Linked DNA regions of Homo sapiens: region 1 is linked to region 2. A link is an interaction called in ENCODE POLR2A ChIA-PET data of the cell type or tissue named here. Cell type or tissue: CD4-positive, alpha-beta T cell. All regions are shown on one strand. Each heading gives the region's core, and the rest is flanking DNA. Links, peaks and the distances in the headings are about the cores only.

Evidence for each region. Peaks named below come from ENCODE experiments on the same cell type or tissue, not always from the same donor. Only the 100,000 strongest peaks of a DNase experiment are listed, where the experiment ranks them.
Region 1: POLR2A ChIA-PET joins it to region 2 with 10 read pairs; 5 of 35 experiments call an interaction of 5 or more read pairs at or near these places.

What each region holds. Positions count from the first base shown.
Region 1 is chr12:107,131,417-107,137,578 of GRCh38, forward strand. No RefSeq gene overlaps it. Among named protein-coding and RNA genes, the nearest start is that of CRY1, 41 kb to the left of the region's middle. RefSeq lists a silencer at 495-789 and an enhancer at 3,155-3,449. In CD4-positive, alpha-beta T cell, for the core only: no CTCF peak of the experiment used is centred there; a DNase peak (open chromatin) is centred at 3,365.
Region 2 is chr12:107,401,025-107,405,024 of GRCh38, forward strand. The region is part of intron 1 of ABTB3 (ankyrin repeat and BTB domain containing 3); the gene reads left to right. Among named protein-coding and RNA genes, the nearest start is that of ABTB3, 85 kb to the left of the region's middle. In CD4-positive, alpha-beta T cell, for the core only: a CTCF peak has its summit at 1,585 (motif pointing left); DNase peaks (open chromatin) are centred at 247 and 1,587.

The sequences.
Region 1 (6,162 bases), core at 1,042-5,041, 270 kb before region 2:
TGCATTTGGCTTGTTTTTAAAGAGGGTGTGAGCTAAAGGCTGTCATTTAAAATTGCCCAGAACCCATGTCACAAGAACAGGTGGGCCCAGTTTAAAACAAAATAAATGAGAGGCTGAACTTACCAAAGCAAATATTGTGGAGTGATTATTCTGCTTTAGAAAAGGATTACCCTTGGGACTCTTCAGAGCAGTGATCTCTCTTATTGCCATTAAAATGTAAATCTCTCAATTCAAATTTGGTTAACACTCATGACCTTTCAGGAAAATGCTTGCTTTATTGAGCAAGGAATCCATTCCTTGTAAAGAAGAACAAATGAAAGGTTTGGTTCTTTTTTACAAATATGGAATAAGGTCTGCAAAGCTCTATTTCCTTTTTCTTTCTAAATGTGAAAGCTGTTAGAGAAGCCCCTCTATGGGAGAGGTTTTGTTTTTAAATTTCACTTGACATTCTTTCCTGAAACACGCTTATTAAAAGGTCAAGATTAGGTAGAGATACCAAACCCTTTTGTGAGCACATTTTATCTGCTGCTGAAAAGCTCTTTATCAGTAGGTGGCGCTATAAGAATGAGATTACCATACGCAGGGGCCAACACATTCAGGATAGAAAGCAAAATTCCGCCCTTTCTTGGACATCTTCCTGAAGGAAACAGCTTCGCTCTGCACCTTCATAGGATTCCTCTTTGCTTACCCCGAGCTGTCCCGCTCTGAATTGCTGTTTGAGCAGAGGGATGCCCACATTGTACCCTTCTTAGAATCCCAGAATGTGAAGGCTAGGAAGGACCTCTTATGTAATGGCTTAGCTTGCAGTCTTTTCATCCTGGAATCACAGGATCTGTAAAGGTTAGAGGAACCTTAGAAATCATCTCCAACACTCATGTTTTCCATGAGGAAGTTGAGACTGAAATGAAGGACTCAAAATCACCTAGGTAGTTCATAGCTCAGGCAGGACAAGAGCCTTAGTGGGCTTGCTTGACATCCAGTGTTTCCCAGTTATTGGGGAACACTGCAGGGCAGTGTGAGAGGGAAATGATAAGTGGTGTGTGGGGAGACAGTGGCCCTGCCTGGCCTGGGTTCAGGCAGAGCTCACTGACTGTGGGTGGACAACATTAAACATTAAGGATTTTCTCCCTCTATTCCCTATAGTCAACGATTGCCACCCTTGCAGGACTTACGACAAATGTCAGGTGCCGAGTCTTTCTCTTTGATATGGTTTGGCTGTGCCCCACCCAGATCTCATCTTGAATTGTAGCTCCCATAATTCCCACGTGTTGTGGGAGGGAACTGGTGAAAGGTACTTGAATCATGGGGTGGTTTCCCCCATACTGTTCTCATGGTGGTGAATGAGTCCCATGAGGTCTGATGGTTTTATAAGGGGTTTTGCTGTTTGCTTGGCTCTCATTCTCTCTTGCCTGCCGTCACATAACACCATGCCTTTTGCCTTCCACCATAATTGTGAGGCCTCCCTAGCCAAGTGGAACTGTGAATCCATTAAATCTCTTTTTCTTTATAAATTACCCAGGGTCAGGTATGTCTTTATCAGCAGCGTGAAAATGGATTAATACACTCTTCAAGCTAACTTTCCCTTATTTCTGCCAACCAAACCACCATTTCCCCCAACACTCAGATTTATAACTTAGAGTCCCTGTTGTCTAGTCCCTTTAGTATGGATTCCCTGTGTGCTTGGAAACATTCTAGGCTGCAGGGTACAGAATCGAACAAAATAGATAAAATCCTTGCTCTTATAAAGAAAACAGAAAATAAATAGAATAAATAAGTAAATTAATTAGTATATTAGTGATGAGTGCTAAGGAGGGGGGGAAAATCCAGAGTGGAAAGAGGGATGTAAAGTGTTAGGGATGGAATAGAAATTGGGTCAGAGAAGGCCTTACTGAGAAAGTCCCTGAGTCAGGAGCAGGCTTTGAATCTTAGGAACAGAAAGGAGACCAATAGACTATTTCTAAATTCTTACCAAGTGCAGATTTGTTTTTTCTTTCTCAATGTGTCCTCCTGATCCCCTATTTGTCCCTGTTGTGATCTCTTTAGGCAAGGTCCAAGCCGAAACTGAACAGATGAGGAGGAGTAAGCCAGGTGCAGGGAGTTGGGAGGGTGAAGAGAAGAGGGATAAGGAGAAAGTTCTAGTATGTGGTAAAGGCCTACTGTTCCTGAAGAGTCATCTTATGCCAGACTAGAGGACTTAAACTGTCCTTGGAATCCACATTTGTGGCCTTGGTGATTATTTCCCTACTCTACCTCTTGGGGTCCCATGTCACTATTTTCAGGCTTAGCTTTCCAAACCTGGACAATCTTTTAAGACCCAGTAAAAATGCCATCTTTCTTAGGCGTGGGCAAGAAGCCCATCTCCACATGCTCATTCCCTACTTTGAGTCCTATAACGTAATAGATTATGTCTTTCATTTGCTATTTAATAGTCCTCCCTTCGATTGGTTACTTATCTTTGACTCAGCTGTGTGTTGACATGACACTGTTGTGAGCCACAGAAAGCTGAAACGTCTCACCCACCTATGCAGATAGTGCTTTGCAGATTACTGTGTTGGGCACCTACAGTGAGAGAGGCAGCTTCCTCCTTTGCAAAATGAAAGTAGGAAAATCTGCCTCTGGAGAGTTGTAAGGATTACATGAGACACTGGAATGAAAGTCCTTAGTTCAGGGTTGGCTTCCATTGTAACCACTTAATAAAAGGTAATGGTGACTTGGTTGTCACTGAAAAGACCATTGGACTTATAGCTGAGCTGTTGGTTCTGCTACTTATTAGCTTTGTGACCTTGGACAAGTAATTTAACAGGATTCTTGGGTCTCTCTTTTCTCATCTGTAAAATGGGATAATAATAACTAACTTCAAAGAACAATTTTGAGGCTCAAATTTCTAACAGTGTGTATGCAATCAATTATCTGAAGGGTCTCAATCCCTTTGGGTATAATGCCATGAAGTAGTTTTATTTTCCCCAATCATTGCTTCCAACTGTGCTATGTTGTATTGCTCTTTTCCTGGGGATAGTGCTCCCTTGGTGATAGCTTGGACAGATTTAATAACTTCCTAGTCACCTTGTGGTGTGGGCAATCTTGTCTCAGAGTTTAAGACACAGCGCAGTTTATTTTCATGACCCCAATATCAAGCTTGATTAAAAGTTCTGTTCCTGGCCCCAGGTAGATCATTCTCTTTTGCAGCCCTGGGAGCCTGGAGTGGAAGACCAAAGACCAGAGATGGCTCTGAGGTCATTGCCCTGCCCCCATTCCCCCCTCCTCCCCCCAGTTCTTGTGTAATTGAGGGCAAGGAGGAAGGTTACAGGAAGCAGAGGTATTCTTCTGTGATTGCCCACAAGGCCACCAGGGGTAGGCAAAAGTTGTGCCTCTGGCTTCCCTCCAGTTCTATTTGGGTCTATCTGATGCTAGCGCCCTCTGTTGGAGTGGTGGTCTCCTCACAGGTGGTGTGCATGTTTTTCTTTGGAGTGGTATTGGGTCTCCTCTGCCACTGGGGACCACTTTCCCTGGTTGACATTCCATCATTTGGTCCAGGGGTCATCAGGGCTGCTCAAAGATTCCTGCTCTTCTTGCCTTGGTATTGCTTTACCCAGTGGAGACACAGAAATTTCCAAATTCCTCTTCTGCACCCTCTAAAGGCCACAGAGAACAGGTATGGAGTGGGCCTTCACTGTCTTCTTTCCAGCCACACCACACTGCACCATGGATATTTCCAGCCCTGTGGGTATGGGCTATCCCACCAAGATATCCAACTTCAGTAAGAAGTTAAGTAAGCACCAGTCTGTTTCCAAAGTCCCCCAAATACAAGACTGCACATTTCGGGCACCTACTCTTTTTTCCCATAGTAAGGAGAGAAATGAGAAGGTTTATGGGCTATTCCTGGGTTTTTAAAACATTCTCCAAGAGCTCTCTCTCACTAGAGAATGCTTGGGGACAGCTTGATGACTGGCCCAGCAGGTACCAGAGATCAGCAAACAACCCACCAGGAAATGGGAAGCTCTTTGTCTTGCAAGCTCCCCTAATGTCTTAATCTGCTCAGGCTACCATAACAAAAAGTAGCATACACAGGGTGGCTTCAACAACAGAAATTTACTTCTCACAGTTCTGGGGGCTGGCAGTCTGAGATCAGGGTGCCAGCATGGTCGGGTTCTAGTGAGGGCCTTGTTCTGGCCTGCAGATGGTTGTGTTCTTACTGTGTCCTCACATGGCAAAGAGCAAGCTCTCTGGTGCCTTTTCCTCTTCTTACAAGGGTACTAATCCCATCATGAGGGCCCCACCCTCATGATCTCATCTGAACTGAGTTATCTCCCAAAGGGTCTATCTCCAAATACCAGTGTGTTGGGGTTAGGGCTTCAACATGTGAATTTTGGGAGAACATAATTCAGTCAATAACACCTAACATCACAAGAGGTATTCCTGGCTTAGAGGAGAGAATGTTCTCTCTCCACAAACACTGCACTTTCTTTAAGGCCAGTGATGTTTTTCTCTCCCTGCCTCTCCCTACCTCGGCACTTTCTCTAGTTCCTTCATATTATTTAGAAAAAATGCTGGGGCCAGGTGCGGTGGCTCATGCCAGTAATCTCAGCACTTTGGGAGGCCAAGGCAGGTGGATCACTTGAGCTCAGGAGTTAGAGACCAGCCTGGGCAACATGCCAAAACTCTGTCTCTATAAAAAATACAAAAATTAGCCAGGCATAGTGGCACAGACCTATATTTCTAGCTACCTGGGAGGCTGAAGTGGGAGGATCGCCTCAGCTTCATAAGAGTCAATGGACTCTTTTGGCCATTGAGTCCTATGTGAGGGGTGACTGGTAGTAGATGGAAGTATTTGTACCAGTTCTGGTGTCTTTTCAGCAAACTCTGCAGGAAGGCAGATGATTTCAATGGCTAATGGCTTCTAGAAAGCTCCTTGAGCTTGGAATATGGGGCTATCTAGTGTCATTTGTCTTCAGCTTTGAACCTCAGCCTATAGAATGGCCCAAAAAATCCTACTCTATATATAGCTCCATATTTGAAAGTGCTTTGAAACAACACAACATTATACAAAGAAAGGCATTAGTCTTAGTATTACTTGTTTCATTATTACTACTAGTAGTGTGCTGTTTTATTTATTTCGTACATCTTTTTCAAGTTCCTGCTGTGGCCAGACACTGTTTTAGGCACTGGGAAATACAGCAGTGAACAAGCGAGATCAAGTCTCTGCAGTCCTGAAATATGGACTATAAAAAAGTAAGCAACTATGTAAACGATGTAAACCAAGTGATTCCATTTTTTTTTCTTTTTCTGAGACAGTGTCTCTTTCTGTCACCCAGGCTGGATCTCCACTCACTCTTTCCTTTATAAATTACCCAGTCTCAAGTAGTCCTTTACAGCAGTGTGAAAATGGATTAATACAACCAAATATCTGGGCACCCCATGGCACAGTCAAGTTGACATAGAAAATTAACCATCACAATCTACCCCTTGTCATCATCTTCTTAAACCATACTTAATCTCCAAATGAAGACAATATCAAGGTTATAATTCTACCAGTTCTGCCAACTAATCTTCATACAGCCAAAAAGGCACGAACTCCTTCTCTAGAAGAGAAGTCCTTGAGTGATATTTACTCTTCTCCTTGATATCCCATAACTTAATACTATGATGTAAAATTAATAATACTTAAATACTATGACACAAAGTTAATACATCTATGTTGGATGATAAGGGAATAGAAGAGGGAAGAAAACAAAGATATTTGACATACACATAAACATATTTATAACAAAATAAAGAGAAAATACTCTTGGCAATTATAGTCTTTGTTTCTGTAACTGGCCAGGTGGTCATACCTGGTCTTTATAACTACCTTCTCCCATTACTTATTCTGTATCCCCTTTGCCTTCAACAAGCACGTCAGCTGGTTGTGGTTCTTTACCTGGTGGGTAACCCAAAACTTCATTCCTGGAGAGTCTGGGCCGTTAGTAGTCCTGCCTGGATTAGGTTGCTGTAGTTTTCATTTGGCCTTAATCACAGGGCATGGTAATACTAAGAGATATCATAAGGGATCTCCTATATTCCAGCCATGTTCTTCCTCACCTCCACTGTGAAGTACTCGTCCAATTTCTCTTGGTAGTCAGGATCAGTCACCCCAACTAGAGTCATGAGGAGCTCAAAGTAGCC
Region 2 (4,000 bases), core at 1-4,000:
ACATTCACATGCAGGACCACGTAGTACCAAGACTTGTCTCCTGGCCGCATCTCAGCTCTCATGGAAACCTGGGGTTTGGTTCTGAGCCTGGAGACAAATGAGGTGGCTGTCTGTACCATGTTTCCCAATGGGTTCCTTTTCATGTGCAATATTTTCTCTGCCTATTGTAGAGGCTCAGCCTCAGAAAGCAAAAGCACAAAAAGGCCAAACCAAGAACTAGACCAACCAAAGGAAGCCAAGGGGAGGTGATTACGTAACCCCAGCAGCCAGGCTGTCTGCAAGCCGTATGACTTATTTAGCTGTCTGTCTTTTCGGATGTCAGACTCCATCCTTTCCAGCTGGCTCTCCGCTTTGGTGATTATATTAACACTCAGTAATTATAGGAAATGGACACCTCTCCAGTCACCAGCATTCCCAAGTGGCGGGATGGGGGATATTCAATACCAGGAACACCCCATCACAGGGGGTCAGTCACTGCCCAAGGTTTCAGTAGTCTGGCAAAAAGAGACAGAAATAATGGCACAGTAGTGAGTGCTCCCATGATGCAAAATGTATTAAATTTAAAGGCTGGTGCTTGATCTTGAGCGGATGCCCTGGGGTTAAAATGTCCTTTAAAAAATCCAAAATGATGAAGATGATTATCAGTGGTTGCCTCTGGCATTTTGACATAACACAAATTTGGCCCCTAATGTTAATCTCCATGTGGGGGAGAAATTCCTGACTGACGAAATTCTAGAGTCTGAGCATCACTGCTTTATACATAAGAAAATAACATAATAAGCAAAATAATAAGAAATAAAAGGAATCTTTTTCATTTTAAAATCCTATGTGTGTAGAGTTTTTTACCCTCAGCTTCTTCTCTTTATATAGTAGGTAACAACCGCTTAGGGTTTTTTTTTTTTTTTTTGCTGCCTTCTCCTGCCTTGCTTCCCTACCCTCTGCCCTCCTCAGAAGCCTCCCTGCCTGTTAGCCCAGTTCTATCTCGACTCCTAAGCTGGTCTTGATGGAGATCGGTGTAAAAAAGTAATTATGATAACAGCCACCATTTGCTGCTTTGCTTCATCTTTGCTATGTGCTAGTTACTTTATTCAATAAAGTGAATAAAGTGCAGCAACAATGGAAAGTGGACTCTTAGTAGTAGTACCAACCCTATTTTACAGATGGGAAAACTGAGGCTCAGAGAGGTTAAATCACTTACACAAAGCCACACAATTTTGAGTGGCAGAGCTGGAATGTGAATCCAGGCAGTCTGACCCTGCAGCTTATGTGCTTAACGATACTGCCTCTCATGTGGGCAAAGGATGGCCCAGGAGAAAGGCAGGCCCAGATTCCAAATCTGGCTTGACCGCCTAAGAGGCTGAGTCTTAACCTCTCTGAGCCTTTGCTGTTTCATCTGTAAAGTGGTCCTCCTGACAGCTGCCTCCTAGGGTTGTTTTGAGGATAAAGTGAAGTAATGGAGGGCCCTTGGGATATGGTACCCCATCTCCTTCCTCACCTGGATGGAAAGCCATGTTCCAGCCACGGCTACTGGCCTGCAAATGGCTTCCTGGGGCTTTTTGCTCTTATTCAGTCTTGCACCTTGCTCCCCCTAGTGCCAAAACCAAGCTGCAGCTCCCCTGGCTCCCTAAACATTGCTTTATTACCTCTCTCAAGCCACTGCCTCCGCCGCCAGGATTCTGACTGGTGGGAGGTTGTGGGCCTGCCAGCTCTCCTCACCTGAAGCCAGGCCTTGCAGACAGAATTCCTAACTAATGACATCCTTGCCCCTTCTGCTACCTCCTAAATTCCTCCTCTTTCTAGATTTGCAGCTCTATGACTGGCCCAGTCAATTGAATACCTGTGGACCAACTATTTCCAGGATAGTGACAGTGGCTTTTGAGTCTGTCCTGCTGCTGGCTTGTCCCCCCACCCACCCCCAGGCTGTGCTATTGGGAGGTGGGACAGGAGTACAGTAGTCACCAGCCACAACATGTCTTAGACATGGATCCTGCTCCTTCTTCTCCTCCATCTGCTCCAGGTTGTGGAGAGGGCTCCCACAGGCCTCGGACCCAAGTCATTCATTCCGATTGTGTGAATACCCTTTAATGAGGGACCTGTAATATCCCAGGCATGGTCTAGAGATCACGTATATCAGTGAATCCTCCTGGCTCCCTGTGAAGTGGGCCCCATTTACTTCCGTTTGACAGATGAGGAAACCAAGGCCTGGTAAGGGCAGAGAAATGTTCATATCGCCCATGGCCCATTAGTGACAGACCTGAACTTGCATAAGGCCTTCTTCATTATAATATCCCTGTGCCTGGAATGACACAGACCGAAAATGTAATGGGTTGTTTCACCGGGCTCTATTTCCAGAATCCATAGGAAGCTTGGCAGATGGGTGCTAAAGCTTCCTACCAGCTACTACATCTCCCTATCAGCTACCTCAGCCCAGGGAGTGCCTTCACCACTCCTGTGAGCCTCAGTTTACTCTTCCCACAATGGGCCTACAGATACCTAGTGATACTTCCTAGGGCTATAGGGAGAATAAAATGAGATCATGTCTGTAAACTGTGTGTCAACAGTACACTTCATAAATGTTATTCACCTTATCCTTGACAAAAGCTTCCACCGATACATTATTCTTGTTTTTAAAAACTTACAGCTATCTGGGAGCACAGACCAAATGGTCAGGGAACACTTTGCAGTCAGGCTTAGCTGAAAGTCGCAGATCCCAGAGGGCAGAGGAAAACTTCAGACAATGAAGTTTGGAGGGTCCACCTCTCCAAAGGGCCACATATTTCCTAGGGAACTCTAAAAATGCCAGGGAGAGACCCTCCTTTCCTGCCCCCCTACCCAAATCAGAAGTAAACAGCATATGGCCGGGCGCGGTGGCTCACGCCTGTAATCCCAGCACTTTGGGAGGCCAAGGCAGGTGGATCACCTGAGGTCAGGAGTTCGAGACCAGCCTGGTCAATATGGTGAAACCCCGTCTCTACTAAAAATACAAAAATTAGCTGGACGTAGTGGCAGGCCCCTGTGACCCCAGCTACTTGGGAGGCTGAGGCAGGAGAATTGCTTGAACCCGGGAGGCAGAGGTTCTAGTGAGCTGAGATCACGCCACTGCATGCTAGCCTGGATAACAGAGAGAGACTCTAACTCAAAAAAAAAAAAAAAAAAAAAAAAAGGAAAAGAAGAAGAAGAAGTAAATGACACAAACAAAGGAGACCCAGTGAAATGCCTGGAAGTCTTTAGAACTTATGAAGAAAACAGAGTTGATAGCAACCAGATTCTATTCTAATGATCCATGTCCCATCTGCTGGAAAGAACTTGCTTCCACAGCAAAATCTCTGCATATTCTCTTGAGCAAGGGGAGAGGGTCCAGAAAAACTTGTAGTTTGGGGAACTGGCCCCACAAATACTCGATCTCTGCTCAAGAGAATGTGGTGGCTGGGCCATCTCTGCATTACCTCTCGGGACCCCCTCCTTGGCACTGCAGCCTGTCTCTAAAATGCATACTAGAGATGGGTGTGCCCAAGACTGCCTTTGAAAGCGACTCCGAAAAATGTAGCACCCCAAAAGATGGAGTATCTGCGAATGACTTGCTGGATTTGGCTCTCCCGGGACTTCCTCTGGCTTCCAGGAGTGATGTATACCCGGGTTTTCTACCGGTTTGGGGAGCATTTATTAATGGTGCTCTGCTGCTTGTTCGAGGCAGGTGCTTTTTCACTGCCACAGCCTGCCCTGATGGATGGCACAGCCTCTTCCCTGGCTGAGGCGGCCCCAATCAGAGCTCTCTCTCCTCACTCCAGGCCTTACTCATCATAGTAGCTACTGTGTCCCAAATGCCAGCTGTGTTGAGACACTGTTCATATGTCTTGGCTTGTGGAAACCTCATAGCCTCCTACAGGGAAGGCACTATTAATATTGTCCATTTTGCAGATGAACATAGTGAGACATGGTTTAAGGACTCCCCAGAGGCCTCACATCGGTGTGAGGTGGCAGATCCAGGATACAAACCCAG